Linked DNA regions of Homo sapiens: region 2 is linked to region 1. The links are chromatin contacts, found by POLR2A ChIA-PET in ENCODE. All regions are on one chromosome and are shown on one strand. Each heading gives the region's core, a stretch centred on a gene start or an enhancer-like site at or near the end of the contact. The rest is flanking DNA. Distances are from core to core; before and after follow the strand shown.

What was found. ChIA-PET counts read pairs that join two places held with the same protein, here RNA polymerase II (POLR2A).
Region 2: POLR2A ChIA-PET joins it to region 1 with 12 read pairs in activated T-cell. The contact joins two enhancer-like sites. POLR2A ChIA-PET finds 5 or more read pairs at or near these places in 3 of 52 experiments (RWPE1, activated CD8-positive, alpha-beta memory T cell and activated T-cell).

Annotation. Positions count from the first base shown.
Region 1 is chr5:79,182,440-79,185,139 of GRCh38, forward strand. LOC124901011 (a long non-coding RNA gene) reads right to left here. Exons shown (of 2, transcript XR_007058836.1): 2 at 1,108-1,431. Among named protein-coding and RNA genes, the nearest start is that of JMY, 52 kb to the right of the region's middle. Within about 2 kb of position 1,337, at least 2 of the 41 ENCODE cell types and tissues checked have a DNase peak (open chromatin) inside an H3K27ac peak, as active enhancers do.
Region 2 is chr5:79,299,851-79,302,550 of GRCh38, forward strand. It overlaps JMY (junction mediating and regulatory protein, p53 cofactor), which reads left to right. Exons shown (of 11, transcript NM_152405.5): 5 at 303-468; 6 at 826-1,013. Among named protein-coding and RNA genes, the nearest start is that of JMY, 65 kb to the left of the region's middle. Within about 2 kb of position 1,450, at least 3 of the 41 ENCODE cell types and tissues checked have a DNase peak (open chromatin) inside an H3K27ac peak, as active enhancers do.

The DNA of each region.
Region 1 (2,700 bases), core at 87-2,586:
ACAAAGGGTTAAGCATGGAATTAAAAAGAAAAGGGAAGAGAGCCAAGTACAGTGGCTCACATCTGTAATTCCAGCTATTCAGAAGGGTCCCTTGAGCTCAGGAGTTCAAACCCAGCCTGGGCAACACAGTGAGACCCTGTCTCTAAAAAATAAAGGGAAGGGAAGACATATGGAATGAAAACAGCATTGCTGAAATTCATTTTTATTAAATAACCCAACATTTTTAAATGGGGATATGACAATAAAATATTCTGGCTGAGAGGGGCTAAGGAGTGCTGTGTTAAAAACAGTGACTTCTGGCCGGGCACGGTGGCTCACGCCTGTAATCCCAGCACTTTGGGAGGCCGGGGCAGATGGATTACCTGAGGTCAGGAGTTCGAGACCAGCCTGGCCAACATGGTGAAATCCTGTCTCTACTAAAAATACAAAAATTAGTCAGGTGTGGTGGCACATGCCTGTAGTCCCAGCTACTCAGGAGGCTGAAGCAGGAGAACTGCTTGAACCCAGGAGGTGGAGGTTGCAGGGAACTGAGACTGTGTCACTGCATTCCAGCCTGGGGCAACAGAGTAAGACTCTGTCTCAAAAACAACCAACCAACCAACAACAAAAAAAACAGTAACTTCCTTTTCTCAGAAAAGGGAATTTGTGTCAGTGAATGGTTCCTATGGTCCATTTATCAGAAGAGATTCAATTGTAAAGACTCAGAAAAGAGGCCTCTCAATTATCTTTAGACTAAAGGAACAGTGATTAATTCTGAGACATTACAGATGGATGTGTGAGTAAACAAACGTGGGCAGGAGGAAGGTTAAGAAATGCTACCGCTGCTATTATGCCTGGCGTATAATTTTTTTCTTCTAGAGCTAATCATCCTAGCATCAAAAACAAAAGCTGAGGGATTAAGCTGTGTTCCAAGAACAGTTTTGATAATATTAATTACGTTGGTAAATAAACGCAGAAACAACAAACAAAAATAAATCAAGCCATTTTTCAGCTCCATTGAAAAGGCAGCATTTGCCAGATGGAAAAGGTCTCAGCAACAGAGGAAAAATTGCTTTCAATCTTCTAAAGAAAGTCTAATCATGAAGACCAAAGAAGACAAACTAAAAGTCTAGAATAAAGTCTTGCTTTATTCTATTTAATAAATTTTAATAAATATGGTGGTCCTTTGTAATGAAAAAAAAAAAAACACTTTAATGACTGATGTCTGTTGATTCTCTGGAATTATATGACAAAGTTATGTAACAAGAATTTGCCTCATACATCTGTGCAGTGAACTAAAATAGTGAAAAAATAAAGAAAAAGAATTTGCCTCAAACTTAGTTAGTCATTTGGGCAGTCATCAAGGAAGGAACGCCAAGACTTTTTAATAACCTGATGTCTTCAGAAGCAAAGACCAGTCAGACAAGTTTCCAGATGGAGATAAAAATAAATCTAAAAAAAAAAAAAAAAAAAAGAGATCAGCATTAAATGGATAAGATGGAGTTTGCCAACAAAGAGAAGATGAGTAATTCTTGTTCCATGTGAATTAAAAACTCACTGTTCAATTAAAAACTCAAATTATATATCTGAAAGAACCATTGGGTTAAAAATAATAATAAAATAATAAATAATAATAAAAAAATAAAAACTCAAATTAATTAAAAACTCAACAAATCAATCAAATGAATTAAAAACAACACAAACTCTCCATTATCATTTAGGTGTCTAAACATGCTACCTCATCAGATCATTCTGGATTATAAACAGAACAATAATAGCTCATACATATGATTTTCTTTCACATCAAGATGTAAAATGGTTCATTAATCTCATACCACTTTGAAGAACAGGTAGTAAAACAAGAATTTAAAGCCAGCACTACCAGTTCAAAAACTGCTAACCTAACCACCTCATTGGATTAAGGCTGAGCCACCATTTGGGTGCATTACAGTCAGTGAAAAGATCACCCGAGGTATAGAGTTCAAGACCACCCTGGCCAACAAAGCAAAACCCCATCTCTACTAAAAATACAAAAATTAGCCTGGCATGGTGGTGCACACCTGTAATCCCAGCTACTTGGGAAGCTGAGGCACAGGAATAACTTGAACCCTGGAGGCAGAGGCTGCAGTGTTCACGGCTGAGATCATACCACTGTACTCCAGCCTGGTGACAGAGACCCTGTCACAAAGAAAAGATTTTTTAAAAAAGTATATACACTGTAGGCAGGGCGTGGTGGCTCACGTCTATAATCCCGGCACTTTGGGAGGCCGAGGTGGGCAGATCACCTGAAGTCAGGAGTTGAAGACCAACCTGGCCAACATGGTGAAATCCTGTCTCTACTAAAAATGCAAAAATTAGCCAGGTGTGGTGTAATCCCAGCTACCCAGCTGTAATCCCAGCTACCCAGGAGGCTGAGGCAGGTGACTCACTTGAACCTGGGAGGCGAAGGTTGCAGTCAGCCAAGATTGTGGCACTGCACTCCAGCCTGGGCAACAGAGTGAGACTCCATCTCAAAAAAAAAAAAAAAGTATATACACTATACACTCTAGAACATTGTTTTCTAAGCTGTGGGCCACAAGTCTTAGGTCAAAAGCCATGTTCAAGTTATCTTCCTTGAAGCCATTGAACGCATCTCTTGTGTAACCATTACAGTGCAGTCTTCTCTAGCCTGGTGGTGTCAAAGGTAAAAATGATACATTAATATGCAATTAATATACATTA
Region 2 (2,700 bases), core at 200-2,699, 120 kb after region 1:
AAGCATTTATATCCAGATGATACATATATTATTACCATAAATATGCATAAGTATAACATAAACATTAAAACCTTATTTTTACCATGTTTGCCTACTTCCACCATATAATATGACTTGATTATTACTGTTTTATACATATATATATATATATTTTTAAAGTCTAGATTCCATGCCTACAAGTTTCTTTCTGAGAGGAATTACTTAATAGGTTTATGCTATCTGATTAGTATTAATTTTTAATACTAACTCAATTTTCTTGTCCCCACCAGCTAGAAATTTTTTAATTTGTATTTTCAATGCAGATGCAGAGTTTGCGGGGTGGTACAGAAGCGATAGCACGATTGGATCAGTTAGAAGCTGATTATTATGATCTGCAACTTCAGTTGTATGAAGTACAGTTTGAAATCTTGAAGTGTGAAGAGTTACTATTGACAGCGCAACTAGAAAGCATCAAAAGACTTATATCAGGTATGGCGTGCATTTAACCACATAAGTTCACCAAAGATTGAATACATGAGAAAATACTTATGGACTAGGTATGTTTCTTTTGTTAAGACATTTAAAAAATTGTTTTCTGTAGGGATAGAGTGTGGGGGGGTGATTTCTAGCATTTATTGAGCACTTACTGTTTGCCAGATACTGCTAAACACTTTGCATACATTCACTCTATGAGGTGTATTAAATAATAATCACCACTTACAAAGAAGCTTAAGAGATAATGGCTTTGCCTGAGGTTGCAGAGCCAGTAATGAGATTAGAACCTTGTTCTTTCCAAACCCTAGCCCATATTCTTTACCACTACTCTTTTTTGCTGTTCTGTAACAGAAAAAAGAGATGAAGTGGTATACTATGACACTTACGAAAGCATGGAGGCCATGCTGGAGAAGGAAGAGATGGCAGCATCTGCGTACTTACAGAGAGAAGAGCTGCAGAAACTTCAGCAGAAAGCACGCCAGCTGGAAGCAAGACGTGGACGGGTTTCTGCCAAGAAATCCTACCTCAGAAATAAAAAGGTATTTAAATATTGCTTTTGTTCATTATTTAGTCTTTTATCCGTATCTACTAATCTCATCTGTTTTGTCTTTAAAACTTGCTTATGTTTTAAAACTAAGTAAGCACTATCTCTTATCAGTGCTCAATGCGTTTATAGTGCTCTGAGAATTGCCCTCTTAAACACATTGGAACAGCCAATAGTGATGTTCTCTTTACCTCTAGAAACACTAATGGTGACTCTGCTAAAGGCCTTGACTACAGGATCCCTGATAATGTGATTCCTGGCTCCCTTTTTATTTAAGGAGGCCCAGCGATGTTTTTTACAAGCCCTGATTCTGACCTTAAAGAATTTTATAGATTGTTATTTCTTTATTTAACTTTGATTACATTTTAGAATGTTTGATTCTTGATATTTGGAATGACTCATTTTGTGGAAATGTGATTCTTCCTGTGTCTTAAAAAATGTTTTGCACTCTAGTCCAGATGTTAACTATCGTGGAGCTGTTTCTAGTCACTGTAAGTGTAGAGTTGGAATCTGGAACTAGCTCTCCAACCTAGACCAAACTGATGACTGTGTGGTACTGATTCGCTTTAAGCTCAAGTATTATAAAAGTATGTCATGTTCTCTGAGAACCCACCTTCCTGCTCTTCACCACATTCCAAGGCTACCACTTCCTCATTCCACAGAAAATCAATACCTTTGCTTTTTGAAATAGATAGCTCTTGCACATTAAAGAAACTCAGACAGGCATGTATCCACAGTAAGTCAAGAACCCAGGACCTTCTATCACGTTGTCCATCAACAGAACAGTTACCTTGCCATCCAGAGCCCTGGCTTTCACATAATTATGTGCCTTTGCTATTTCCCCGTGACAGTGGTAATTGAAACCCACTGCTGTGTCAGCCCTGGTTGTGAGCTTCATTTCACGTTCCAATCTGCACCAACCAGGTAAACATTGCAGGCTGGGCGCGGTGGCTCATGCCTGTAATCCCAGCACTTTGGGAGGCTGAGGTGGGTGGATCACCTGAGGTCAGGAGTTCGAGACCAGCCAACATGGTGAAACCCTGTCTCTACTAAAAATACAAAAAATTAGCCAGGCATGGTGGCACGCGCCTGTAATCCCAGCTACTCGGGAGGCTGAGGCAGGAGAATCGCTTGAACCCAGAAGGTGGAGGTTGCAGTGAGCCAAGATGGCACCATTGCACTCCAGCCTGGACAACAAGAGTGAAACTCCGTCTCAAAAAAAAAAAAAAAAAAACATTGCAGTGATTTCAGCAGGTCTTATAGAACAGTTTTAGGGGAGAATGAAAAGTAAATAAGATTTCAGAAGAGCACATTTTTGAGGAATATTAGGAGTATTTTATATATTACTTTTAGGTGTATAGTGCAGTACTTTTGAGACTCGGAATTTGCAAACCTGCAAGTTTTTGAAAATGCTATGCAATTCAGACTTAATTGAAAGTCTGATTTCATTTTAATTCACCAGTATGCTAGGCACATTGTTAGACTTAGGATACAAAGATGAGCAAGGCATAGTCCCTGCTCCTCCTAGTCTTTTAGAGAAGGCAAACCAGGTGAACAGATGAGTGTTCTGCCGGCCAAAAACAGCAAGAGCAGGGAGTGAGGAAAGGCTTCTCTGAAGAGATGACACTTGTACTGGCTTTTAACATCTGAATAGAAATTGGCCAGATTGATGGTGTTGGGGT